Linked DNA regions of Homo sapiens: region 1 is linked to region 2. A link is a loop called in an ENCODE intact Hi-C map of the cell type or tissue named here. Cell type or tissue: transverse colon. All regions are shown on one strand. Links, peaks and the distances in the headings refer to the core of each region. The heading gives the core; the rest is flanking DNA.

Region 1 (7,016 bases), core at 1,954-4,453, 650 kb before region 2:
ACTCTGCCTCATAAAAAAAGACTTAATGCACCAACTATATCCGCTCATCCAGTTATTTTGTAGGGTTCATGTGAGAGTTAAATGAAGTTGAAAGATTGGAATTAAACTGACATAGTCTGGAATGCTTAGGGATGTAGCTTCTGTACAATTTGGAACAAAGGAGAAGTTAAGACTGCATTTTAAAATATCACTGGCCAAGCTGAATCAGAGGGACTAACTCTAGAGAGGAGATTCCAGAGGCAGTGAGGGAATATATAATGGAAATTTATTAAGGCTTAGTGACTAAACTTGAGGGTGAGAGAAGAAAAAAAATAAAGATGTATGAGGTTTTTAGCTTTTGTGATCACAGAAACTAATGATACCAAGGTTCATAAGAGGGAAGATGGAAGGGCAGAACAGGCGTTTGAACTTCATATTTGAGGATGAATCCAATCGCCTTTTGAATTGATTAGAAATATTTTGGTGACCTTCAAAAAACCAGTTTTAGTTCAATCAGTGGTGAGTCACAAGTCATATTGTGAGGTTATATGAAATTAATGAGTGATAAAGAAATGGGTAGAGGAGCCATGTTGACTTCACCTTGGAGGACAAATCCACTGCAGATGGCTTGGGATGTGTAAGTTCAGGATCTAGCAAGCTGTAGTCTCCGATGTGGTTGTTAAAAGCTGATCCACTGATCTCCTATTTCCTAAGTTATCAAAAGAGGTTATTGAACAATGGTTTTCAAATTGAGCTGCACATTAGAATTACTTTAAAATTATATATAGATAGCTACCCTTTCCCAGTAAAATGAGAAATTCTTATTTGATTGATCAAGGGACCTAGATCAGAATTTGTTTTAAACTCCTCAGGATCTGAATGTGTAGCCAGAGTTGACAATTACTGTTCTGGAATTTGTTGGGGGGTATTCTAGAAAGAAGTCCATAAAAGAAGGTTAGAGGCCAGATACGGTGGCTCACGCCTGTAATCCCAGCACTTTGGGAGGCCAAGGGCAGGTGGATCACTTGAGGCCAGGAGTTCAAGACCAGCCTGGCTAACGTGGTGGTGATGCACACCTGTAGTCGCAGCTGCTCGGGAGGCTGAGGCATGAGAATCGCTTGAACCCAGGAGGTAGAGGTTGCAGTGAGCCAAGATTGCACCACTGCACTCCAGCCTGGGCAACAGAGTGAGACTCTATCTCAAACAAACAAAGAAAAAGAAAAAAAGAAAAGGTTAGAAAAGATGAGAGATGATAAAGGGTCCATTTGAGGTTAGGTAATATGGTTTGGTATCCCTGTAGTTAAAAGTTTTTGTCTTATTTTAGAATACTGTGATCTATTTCTTTAGTATTAATTTTTCCTTCTGTTTTCCTCATCAGGGAACCCCAAGAGCATCCAATAGAAGCTGTGCAATTATGTAAAATTTTCAACTGTCTTCCTCAAAATAAAGAAGTATGGTAATCTTTACCTGTATACAGTGCAGAGCCTTCTCAGAAGCACAGAATATTTTTATATTTCCTTTATGTGAATTTTTAAGCTGCAAATCTGATGGCCTTAATTTCCTTTTTGACACTGAAAGTTTTGTAAAAGAAATCATGTCCATACACTTTGTTGCAAGATGTGAATTATTGACACTGAACTTAATAACTGTGTACTGTTCGGAAGGGGTTCCTCAAATTTTTTGACTTTTTTTGTATGTGTGTTTTTTCTTTTTTTTTAAGTTCTTATGAGGAGGGGAGGGTAAATAAACCACTGTGCGTCTTGGTGTAATTTGAAGATTGCCCCATCTAGACTAGCAATCTCTTCATTATTCTCTGCTATATATAAAACGGTGCTGTGAGGGAGGGGAAAAGCATTTTTCAATATATTGAACTTTTGTACTGAATTTTTTTGTAATAAGCAATCAAGGTTATAATTTTTTTTAAAATAGAAATTTTGTAAGAAGGCAATATTAACCTAATCACCATGTAAGCACTCTGGATGATGGATTCCACAAAACTTGGTTTTATGGTTACTTCTTCTCTTAGATTCTTAATTCATGAGGAGGGTGGGGGAGGGAGGTGGAGGGAGGGAAGGGTTTCTCTATTAAAATGCATTCGTTGTGTTTTTTAAGATAGTGTAACTTGCTTAAATTTCTTATGTGACATTAACAAATAAAAAAGCTCTTTTAATATTGATATACTGTCCTTTTTAACGCTTTAAAAACAGATTTTGAGGGGAGAAAAGTATTGTTTCAGTTTTGCTTTTGATAAAAATATAATTTGACTTCTTTGAACTGGATTTTTCTTTAAGGCTTTGCCAGTTGTGGAAGATAAGCTATTTTGGGGGTCTTTCAGTATTTAATTGTCATTAATAACAACAATAATAAAAGCAATAATAATAACTAATGTTTTTGAGCCAGATATCATGCTCAATGCTTCATTACATTTTTTAGCTTATTAACAATAAGGCCTTTTAAAATTTCTTCAGGAAAACCAAATAGGAACAGTAGAAAACATTGAGGAAGACATTCCTTTTTTTTTTTTTTTTTTTTTAAAGACAGAATCTCACTCTGTTGCCCAGGCTGTAGTGCAATGGCACGGTCTTAGCTCACTGCAGCCTTGACCTCTCCTGGGCTCTGCCTCCCAAGTAGCTGGGACTACAGGCACACACCACCATGTCCGGCTAATGTTTTTGTATTCGTAGAGAGCATTTTGTCATGTTTCCCATGCTGGACATTCCTAGTAAAAGAAAAAATGGGAAGAATATTTTAGAATGTAATTCTACTGTCTTTTAAAATAGGAAGGGCCGAGAAATTGATTAAAAGCCACCTTTTAGAAAAATAACATGAATGCTATGAAATACGAATGTGCTGTGTGTGGGGTAGCTTTATTATGTATGGTGCTAATTATGGTGTCAATTCGTGTGGATTTGGGGAGGTTTTGTCTTGATTGCTTTAGTTAAGTGAGTTCATCTTATAGGAAGTGCAATATCTGAACTCTTCCTAGAATGGACAGATAATATTTCAGAAGCTAACCCTAGTCAGTGTTTGTTTTTCTCTTAAAATATTCCTGCAGTAAGCTGCACAAAGACTACCAGCTTTCACTTGAAAATAACTCACAAAGCCCCAGAATTACTGTGTTCCGCAGATTTACTGCATACTTTGGTGCCGTCGCAGACACAAGATAAATGCTGGGTTAGAAATTCTGTCTGGTAAAGCAGATAAAATGATAACTTCTCAACGCAGATTTATCTTCAGAGTGGGAATGGCATTACAGTACACAGCCAAACTCAGCTGTGAAACATTTTGCCACAAGATGGGGTTCTTGTCATCAAAATACATTCTAGGTGCTTTTATTGCTGGATAAATTAGGTTATAAAAGCCAACACTTGAATTAATTTGGGCATTAAGAAAAATTGGCAGTTGTAACATAGTAGAATAGTGTGTATGCTGGGGAAATTGAGAGTACAAATGCAGGGCTCAACATAAACAGTTTGTTGCCCCTGGATGTGTGGCAGTAGTAGATTCCTGAGTCTGTTTAGACTGACAAACTTTGGACTAAATTGAGGTTTTCTGAAATTGAGCTGCACCTAAACCCATTCCCGCAGAATGTGAGTGAGCTAGAGGGCACGCTGCCATCCTGTGTATTAAAATCAGCATCTCCGCATGAAATTGATGTTAGGCATACAGCATATATATACATTTTTGGATTATTTATTTGATAACAAGCATGATTCACATTTTCCCCTTGTTTTGTCTTCAGTGTTTGTTTTCACCTCTGTTTAGGTATGGATTTATTTTATTATTTTATTTTATTTTATTTATTTTTTTGAGACAGAGTCTCGCTGTTGTTGCCCAGGCTGGAGTGCAATGGTGCAATCTCCGCTCACTGCAACCTCTGTCTCCCAGGTTCAAGCGATTCTCCTGCCTCAGCCTCCTGAGTAGTTGGGATTACAGGTGCACACCACCACGCCTAGATATGGATTTATTTTTATTCCTCTTGTTCAGGTCTTATCTCTGTGTTCTTCATTAAGAAAATTTTGGATGTTCTTATTTTGTTGAGTATTATCTCATCCCCACTGTCTGTTCTTTCCTTCTGGGGTTTCTTTTATACCTGTGTTGAACCTGTCCTGTTTCATGTATTTTAGGTTTCTCCACACTATATTCTCAGTTAACTCCTTCGTATTTATCTCACTGATTCTGTTCTCAGCCCTGTCTTATCTGTTTATTCCAGCCATTGAACTTTTTAGGCTTCATTTTTTTGTTTCTGAAGTTGTCTTTGATTCTTTCTCAAATTTATCTTTTTCATAATTTTTTATTATAGTTTTTATTCTTTTTATGAATCATTTTAACCATATTTTATAGTCTCAATTCTATTTTTTTGAGTTTTGGAGAATGCTAATTTTTCTGTTAGCTGTGTCTGTTGACTTTCCTAATGGTAGTTGGCTTTCTCATGGAGTTTTTAGGATTGTGAACACATCTCCAGCAAGGGCTATGTTGTGAGTGATCCGTTTCATGCGTGTCTGTGTGAAGAGACCACCAAACAGGATTTGTGTGAGCAACACGGCTGTTTATTTCACCTGGGTGCAGGCGGGCTGAGTCCGAAAAGAGAGTCAGCGAAGGGAGATAAGGGAGGGGCCGTTTTATAGGATTTGGGTAGGTAAAGGAAAATTACAGTCAAAGGGGGTTTGTTCTCTGGCGGGCAGGAGTGGGGGGTCACAAGGTGCTCAGTGGGGGTGCTTTTTGAGCTAGGAAAAGGACTTTCACAAGGTAATCTCATCACTTAAGGCAAGGGCCGGCCATTTACACTTCTTTTGTGGTGGAATGTCATCAGTTAAGGTGGGGCAGGGCATATTCACTTCTTTTGTGATTCTTTAGTTACTTCAGGCCATCTGGGTGTATAGGTGCAGATCACAGGGGATGCGATGGCTTGGCTTGGGCTCAGAGGCCTGACATTCCTGCCTTCTTATATTAATAAGAAAAATAAAACAAAATAGTGTTGAAGTGTTGGGGCGGCAAAAATTTTTGGGGGTGGTATGGAGAGAGAGAATGGGCGATGTTTCTCAGGGCTGCTTCAAGCGGGATTAGGGGTGGCGTGGGAACCTAGAGTGGGAGAGATTAAGCTGAAGGGAGGTCTTGTGGTAAGGGGTGATATTGTGGGGGTGTTAGAAGAAACACTTGTCGTATAGAATGATTGGTGATGGCCTGGATACGGTTTTGGGTGAATTGAGAAACGAAATGGAATAACAGAAGGAGAAAAACAGGTATAAAAGGTCTAAGAATTGGGATGACTCAGGATATCTGATTAGAGAGTGCCTAAGGAGATTCAGCATAGTCCTGCCAGCAAAGATTATTTATTTACTTCAAGAGTTAAGAGTGGCAGTTTGGGGATAGCACCAGGAGATATCAGCTGTGATGGCTTGGAGAAACAGTGTAAACCGGCAGTGTAAACAAGAGCAGGGCATGTATGAGTAGTTGAGAACGGTGAATAGGAGTATGACTAGACAGAAGATAGTAGGGATGACAAGTTTTTTGGGGGCACAGTCTAAGTTGGTCTGGTGTCTGGAATGATACTGGGGCCTAATAAAAAGGAGCGTCTATATAGGAGCTTAAATGGGCTGTACCCTGTAGCAGTCCGAGGACAGGCCTGAATTCTGAGAAGGGAAAGTGGTAAAAGTATTGTCCAGTCCTTTTTAAGTTGGTGGCTGAGCTTGGTGAGGTGTGTTTTTTTAAAAGACCTTTAGTCCTACTTTTCTTGAAGACGGAGGACCGTAAGGGATATAAAGGTTTCACTGAATACTAAGAGCCTGAAAAACTGCTTGGCTGATTTGACTAATAAAGGCTCGTCTGTTATCAGACTGTATTGAGGTGGGAGGCTAAACTGAGGAATTAAGTCTGACAGAAGGGAAGAAATGCCTGCAGTGGCCTTCTCAGACCCTGTAGGAAAGGCCTCTACCTATCCACTGAAAGTATCTACCTAGACTAAGAGGTGTTTTAGTTATCTGACTCGGGGCATGTTGAGTAAAGCTAATTTGCCAGTCCTGGGTGGGGCAAATCCTCGAGCCTGATGTGTAGGGAAGGGAGGGGTCCTGAATAATCCCTGAGGAGTAGTAGAATAGCAGATGGAACACTGAGAAGTTATTTCCTTGAGGATAGATTTCCACAATGGAAAGGAAATGAGAGGTTCTAAGAGGCGGGCTAGTGGCTTATACTATAGCATAACCTGCCTTTGCTGGTGTGTGGCGATTAGGCCTGGTGGACCCACCATCAATAAATCAAGCGTGATCAGGGTGAGGAACAGAAAAGAAGGAAATTTGGGGAACTGGGGTGAATGTCAGGTGGATCAGAGAGATACAGTCATGGGGGTCAGGTGTGGTATCAGGAATAATGTGGGAGGCCAGATTGAAGTCTGGGTCAGGAACAACGGTAATTGTGGGAGACTCAACAAAGAGTGAGTACAGCTGAAGGAGCCGGGAAGCAGAAAGTATATGCGTCAGGTATGAGGAAGAAAATAGATTTTGGAAGTTATGAGAACTGTAGAGAGTGAGTTGAGCATAGTTTGTGATTTTGAGGGCCTCAAAGTATTAGGGCAGCAGCAGCGGCTGCACGGAGACATGATGGCCAGCCTAAAACAGTAAGGTCAAGTTGTTTGGACAAAAAGCCTACAGGACGCAATCCTGGTCCTTATGTAAGAATTCCGACCACACAGCCCTGCACTTCGGCTGTGTGTAATGAAAAGGGTTGGGATGAGTCAGGGAGAGCTAGAGTGGGGGCAGTTTCTAAAGCTGTCTTCAAGGAATGGAAAGAGGAGTGGGGAAAGGATTTAGGATCTATGGGGTCAGCTAGGTTTCCTTTTGTGAGTTTATATAATGGTTTTGTTAGGATGGCAAAACCAGGTATCCAAAGGCGAAAGTATCCAACCATGCCCAGGAAGGAAAGGAGTTGTTGTTTTGTAGAAGCGGTTGGGGTTTGAGAGATCAGTCGGACACGATTGGCAGGGAGAGCACGTGTGTTTTTATGAGAATTATGCCGAGATAGGTAACAGATGAGGAAGAAAC
Region 2 (7,016 bases), core at 2,068-4,567:
AGATATGTAAGCTCTGAGAAGAATTCTCCTCCAGGCATCCAATTTTAGTAATCTGCAGAAGGATGTATTTTCCCAAAATAAGCTGGTGGACTAGGAAATGAGAAGCCATGGGGTCTAGGAAGTACAGGATCCAATATAGAAATATCAGGAAAATAGTAAAGAAAGTCCCAGGGCAATAGCCATAGGAGCAAGTCAACAGACAGTATCCAAAATAAAAAATTCAAAAAGCAGCAGAAAAAATATTATTTAGAGACAATAAAGATAATTATTAGAAGAAAGAACTAAAGTGTTTAAACTGATTGCTTCTGGGGGGTGGGATTTAAGAATAGACAGGCTAGGCTTGCTCCTTTTCCTCATAAGCCTACACATGAAAGTTTTGATTTTTAAGCTTCTTGTATGACTTTATGAAAATTAACTTATTCAGTGAAGTATACCTATAAAATATAGAAATAAAATCAATGCAGAGTGGAATTAGTGATGGTGCAAAAAGGAAATATAAAAAATTAGATTAATCCAATTGAGAATGAGAAAGAAGGAAAAAGAAGCATAGAAAGCTGGTAGAGATAAAAAGCACAAAATAAGATTATAGAAATAAATCTAAAATAAAAATAAAAATAATAAAATGAATTAAACTTTCCAGATAAAAGACAAAGAGTTTTATATTGTGTAAAATAACAAAACCCAGCTCTGTGCTATTTAAAAGACGTACTCAAAAGGGCCAGGTGCAACGGCTCACGACTGTAATCCCAGCACTTTGGGAGGCCAAGGCTGGCAGATCACCTGAGGCCAGTAGTTTGAGACCAGCCTGGCCAACAAGGTGCAACCCTGTCTCTCCTAAAAATACAAAAATTGTGTACCTAAAATTTAATTGAAAGGGAAATATAAATACATATGTTAGGGGAAAAAATTGCCTGTATAGAGTAAGGATTTAACCTTTGCTAAATGCCAGGAGGCAGAGGTTGCACTGAGCTGAGATAGTGCCACTGCACTCCAGACAGAGCAAGACTCCATCTAAAAAAAACAAAAAAAAACACATACTTAAAGCATAATGGTGCAGAAAAATAGAAACTTCAAAGATGGAAAAGCAAACACTAACCAAAAGAAGATGGTTGTTATTACATTAATTTCAAACAAAATAGACTGTAAGGCAAAAGATTTATTAGGGACAACCAAATTCCAACATGTGGCTAAATAAACAATTTACCCGTAAGCCATAATTCTGAACCCATGTGAACAAGATAGCTTCAAACTATGTAAAGAAAATTTGAAGAATTTCGAGAAAAAGTAGAAAATGTCAAACATTGGGAAAAGTATACACATTTAAAAAATCGAATTAACCATCTTGGGCTAATGTGTGTGTGTGTGTGTGTGTGTGTGTGTGTGTGTACATAGCATAGATATAGGAATAGATATGGATAAGAATGTGGCTATATTTGTTTGTATCCTTATACATGGTATATTGAACTATCAAGCTTGTTGCAAAGTGCAAGGAGAAACTAACTAATCTTTCAACTTCTAAAGACTTTGCTCCTGAATGAAATATTGACAAGTTTTATAGCTCTTCTAATCATTTTCATGTGATAAAATACAGCATAGTCAAATATAAACCCTACATTCTCATCCAATTTTAGATGATTCTCCTTCCCCAGCTCAGCTCACATGGGTTCAAAAACTTACAACGAGAAAGCAGGACGTGGTTGGCTTCTTTCCTCTTTCTTCGTACACCCCCTTCTCACTTGCTGGATGTGCTTTTGGTCAATGGGAAGAGAAGGAAGGATATAAAAGGGGCATTAAGGAGAAAACAATTTTTCAAGGCTCACAGGGTCACAATCTGGTATGAAGCTTTGCTTTGTATTCCACACGCAGTGCTCTTTCTTTTAAAGGCAGTTTTGTAAAAAACTGTGAAAGATCCCGCAGTATTGCTCATGCATACAGCTTACAAACCCTAAGCTTAGCTACTAGATTCTAGCAGCTCACCCTACTGTTGTGGCTACCTATTCTTCTAAGTAATACTTTTAGGTAGTATGTCCCTCCCAAGTAGCCATAAAATCTTGAGAGAAATGTACATTCACTTTTGCCCTAACAGACTATGAAAGTGCAGTCCATTTCTAAGCAGATCACTTTGGCTCTAACTTTTAGAATATATTTACTCATGAACCCCATACCAATTACTGTGTCCTCAAATTCTAGGGAGCATCTGTCTTGCTCTTTGATTGTTTCTGTCAATATATGTCCCTGGCTGGGATTAAAATGAGAGTAGCATTAGCGCCACATCTAGATGGAGACGAGAAACATCATGATTCTCCAATTTTCTCTTTAAAGAAATACTGTACTTCTTTTCTTCATCTTTATCATCCCATAACCAATTCTCTAGCCTGGTTTCATACAGCATTTGAAGCGAAGGATGATTTAAGTTTTGTAAACCCAGTCTCACATTATCTTAGAATGCCCAGCAAACATGCACATTGAGAAGCTGAGACTTTAGCTGAAACATCAAGATAACAAAAAAGTCACAGCTAAAATCTTCTCTTTCTCTTACACATGCGCACACACACACACACACACACCTACCTGCACCCAAAATTTGAGCCTTAAAAAAAAACCAAACATAATGTAGACCCATTCTTGTATCTCAATGTAACAAAATTAGAAATCAAAAAATAAAGATAAAATCCTCATACAATTGGAAAGTTTAAAACACAGTTTTAAATAAGTCATAAATCAAAGAAGATAATGGAAATTAAAAAATAATTAGAACAGAATTACCAAAAAATCCCTGTGGATCAAAATTTGTATACCTAAAATTTAATTTAAACTAAAATATAATTACATGGGGAAAATTGCCTATATAGAGTAAGGATTTAACCTTTACTAAATGCCAGTAAGATGTTGCTTATAGATTTTGTTGTATTAGATCATGTATATTCTTTGTGTCTTTTTAGAAAGCAATTCATTCCTTTTAAAAAATTTTAATTTATGAGAATCTCTAAAGTAATTTCTTATTCTTCACATGGTTATAATGAAAACGGACTGTTCTCTAAATACTGCGATACTTCAATGACATGTTTATATTATTTAAGTAATTCGTTAAAAGCAATTTATTCTCTTTTTATTCTCAGGTAGACACATTAGGGTAAATCTCCTGCATTTCAATTGATCTTTAAAAAAAATGAGGAAAATTCAGGGCCTTAAGAATAAAGTGCTAGCAATGACAATCAAGTGCTGAAAGCAGAGAAAGAAAAATATATGTATATATATATTATTTTAAAAGCTTTGAGCTCCCTCTAATGGCCTTTGGTAAAATTCCCAGAAGCAATAAGACAACTTTACTTAAGTAATAAATCTCCAATAAAGATGTTTTAAGAACATCTTCAAAATGTTCAGATTGCTGTTTTACTTTAAGTAGAGCATTCATTGTGGGGAAAAACTGAGCATATCCAAATGTTGCTGTGGGAATGTCCTTTCCTGTCTACCTGTTATCCTGTTACTGATGAGAGACACATTTTCTCTCCCCCTAGTGGATGTTTACAAAAATGACACAAAGATATTACCAAACTAAGAGATTAAATTATTGCAATCAGAGAATTTAGATAGCACTAGCTGAGGCTCTTGACATGATTCAGCCTAACCTGTCATTTTGTGCTAGAGGAAATACAACAAATTTATGACTGTGTCATGGTCCAGGGGCACAGGCTCACTAAAATACTGAAGCAAATTTTAGGACTATGAACAATTTCCTTCACTCTACGCCTTACTTCTCCTTAATAGGGTTCCTGTACAACAACAGGAATTACAGTGGAAAGAACTGCAAACCTCAGGAATGATTTAAGAAGTGTCCAGGGAAATCCAAAGACAACAGAGGAGACGAAAACAGGGACACCAGAGGAAACTTTAGCCTCTGACAGAGCTACTGCAAAGAGGAAACACAGTCGAACTCCCAGTCATATAAAACCTCACACTAAAGACATAAAACCTCACACTAAAGACATAAAACTAAAGACATAAAACCTCACACTAAAGACATAAAATATATAAACCATAAAACCTCACACTAAGGACATGTTTATCTGTTTTTTTTACCCAGTACTTCATATTTAGCTTTCATCAAAAAATTACAAGGCATGAAAAAAGGTGAAAACCACAGTGTGAAGAGACAGAGCAGGCCTCACAACTAGACTCATATATGGCAGAAATTTTAGAATTATCAGACTTGGAATCTGAAAGAATTCTGAGTGATATGCTAAGGGTTCTAATGGAAAAAGTGGACAACATGCAACTACTGATGGGTAGTGTAAATACAAATATGAAAACTCTACGAAAGACTCAAAAGTAAATGCTATTATACAAATTAAAAATCCTGCAATAGAAGGGAGGAATGCCTTCGATTACTTATCAGTAGACTGGACATGGCTGAGAAAAGAATCAGTGAAATTAAAAATATATCAGCACTAACCTGCACATTGTGCACATGTACCTTAAAACTTAAAGTATAATAATAATAAAATAAAAAAATAAAAAATAAAAATATATCAGTAAAAACATCTCAAACTGAAAAGCAAAGAGAAAAAAGAATGAATAAAAACAGAATAGTATACCCCAAAATTGTGGGACAATTGCCAAAGGTATAAATACATATAATGGGAATACCAGAAGGAGAAGAAAGAGAAAGAAACAGAAGCAACATTTGAAGCAATAATGACAGAGAATTTTCTCCAAATTAATGAGACACCAGATCACAGATTCAGGAAGCTCAGAGAACACAAAGCAGGATAAATATCCCCCCAAAATCTATACATAGGCAAATCACATTTAAACCACAGAAAAGCAAAGACAAAAATAATGGCTTAAAAGAAACCAGAGGGGAAAAGAAACCCACCTTACTTATAGAGGAGCAAAGATGATAATTACATCAGGCTTTTATGTAGAAACCATGTAGGGCCCAGCATGGTGGCTCACATCTGTAATCCCAGCATTTTGGGAGGCTGAGGTGGGAGGATCACTTGAGTTTAGGAGTTCGGGACCAGCCTGGCCAACATGGCGAAACCCCATCTCTACAGAAAATACCAAAATTAGCCAGATGTGGTGGCACACACCTGTAATCCCAGCTACTCAGGTGGCTAGGAAGCACAAGAATCACCTGAACTCAGGAAGCAGAGGTAGCAGTGAGCTGAGATCATGCCACTGTACTCCAGCCTGGGTGACAGAGGGAGACCCTGTTTCAGAAAGAAAGAAAAGAAAGAAAGAAAGAAAGAAAGAAAGAAAGAAAGAAAGAAAGAAAGAAAGAAAGAAAGAAAGAAAGAAGGAAGGAAGGAAGGAAGGAAGGAAGGAAGGAGAAAGAAAGGAAAGAAAGAAGAGAAAGAGGAAGGAAGGAAGGAAGGAAAGGGAAGGGAAGGGAAGCAAGGAAGGAAGGAAGGAAAGAAGAAAGAAAGAGAAAGAAAGAAAGAAAGAAAGAAGGAAGGAAAGAAAGAAAAGAAAAGAAACCACGAGTGAGAAGACAGTGGTGCATAATATTTAAAGTGTTGAAACAAGAAAAACCAACCTAGAATTCTGCACCCAGCAAAATTATCTTTCAAAAGTGAAGTAGAAATAATTTCTCAACAAATTAAAAAGTAGGGAATTTGTATCCAGTAGACCAGTTGAACATGAGATATTCTGAAAGTCTTTCAAAAAGAAGGAAAATCATATAGGTCAGTAACTCTGATTTACATAAAGAAAGGAAGAGCATTAGAGAAGAAATAAAGGAAAGCAAAATAAAATATTTTATTTTTCTTAGTTGATTTAACAGATAACAGTTTGTTCTAAAGAATAACAGCAATATTGTACTCAGTTTGGGGATAGGGAAAAGAATAATAGCAATGTTGTAAGGGATGGGAGGAAAACATTGGGAATTTGCATTACTTGTGAAGTGGTATAGTGTTATTTGAAAGTGTACATGGGTTAGTTGTAATTGCAAATCGTTAACTCTAGGACAACCACTAAAAAATAAAAAGTGAAAGCATAATTTATTTGCAAAGACAGGAGAGAAATGGAATTGTATAAAATGTTTATCTAAAATCACAGAAGACAGAAAAAGAGTGGAAGACAAAAACAGGAAACAAAAAATAAGGGCAACACATAGAAAACAGTAACAATTATGGTATATATTAATCCAATTATACCAATAACCATATGAAACATCATTGTCTAAATATATCACTTAGAAATAAACTGGATAGAAAGACGAAAACCATTTGGTCCCACTTGTATGAGGAATCTAAAACAGTCCAACTCATAGAAGCTAAGAGTAGAATGATGGTTGCCAGGGGCTGGTTTGGGGTGGGGGTAGGGGTTTGGTGAGGTATTAGTTAAAGGATGCAAGTTTCAGTTACACAAGATGAATAAGTCCTAGAGATCTACTGTATAACATAGTGCCTATAGTTAATACTGTATTATGTTAAGTGTTCTTGTTGCACACACACACACAAATAATAACAAATAAAACTTGTGGGAGGAAAAATGAATCAATGAATAAATAAATAGCCATTTAATTTACAGAGTATCACAATAGATTAAAAACAAGACCCAACTATATGTTGTCTACAAGAAACTTAAAGACACAGATAGATTAAAAATAAAGAAATAGAGAAAGATACACCATGCTAATACTAATCATAAGAAAGCTGAAGTAGCTATATTAATGTCATTCAAAGCAGATTTTTAAGAGCAAGAAATGTTGTCAGGGATAAAGAGGCATATTGCATAATGATAAAGGAGTCCAAGAAGACATAACAATTCTTAATGTCTATGCACCTAACAACGCAACATCAAAATGTGTGAGCCAAAAACTGGCAGAACTGCAAGGAGAAATAAATGAATCTACTATTGTAATTAGAGACTTCAACATCCCTCTATTAGTAATTGGCAGATCCAGCAAGCAGAAAATCATTAAGGACATAGTTGAACGGAACAGCACTATCAATCAAGTGAATCTAAATTGACATTTATAGAATATTTCACCAACAGCAGAATACAGATTC

The links. A loop is a pair of places that touch in the nucleus more often than their neighbours do. Peaks named below come from ENCODE experiments on the same cell type or tissue, not always from the same donor. Only the 100,000 strongest peaks of a DNase experiment are listed, where the experiment ranks them.
Region 1: it touches region 2 in a loop (5-fold over the local background); 31 of 110 quality-filtered maps call a loop at or near these places.

Annotation. Positions count from the first base shown.
Region 1 is chr5:126,834,866-126,841,881 of GRCh38, forward strand. LMNB1 (lamin B1) reads left to right here. Exons shown (of 11, transcript NM_005573.4): 11 at 1,358-2,155. The coding sequence ends at 1,399. Among named protein-coding and RNA genes, the nearest start is that of LMNB1, 61 kb to the left of the region's middle. RefSeq lists enhancers at 3,991-4,735, 4,736-5,478, 6,223-6,965. In transverse colon, for the core only: a CTCF peak has its summit at 3,260 (motif pointing right); no DNase peak of the experiment used is centred there.
Region 2 is chr5:127,489,640-127,496,655 of GRCh38, forward strand. No RefSeq gene overlaps it. Among named protein-coding and RNA genes, the nearest start is that of PRRC1, 24 kb to the right of the region's middle. In transverse colon, for the core only: a CTCF peak has its summit at 3,495 (motif pointing left); no DNase peak of the experiment used is centred there; H3K4me3 peaks cover 537 bases; H3K27ac peaks cover 765 bases; H3K27me3 peaks cover 458 bases.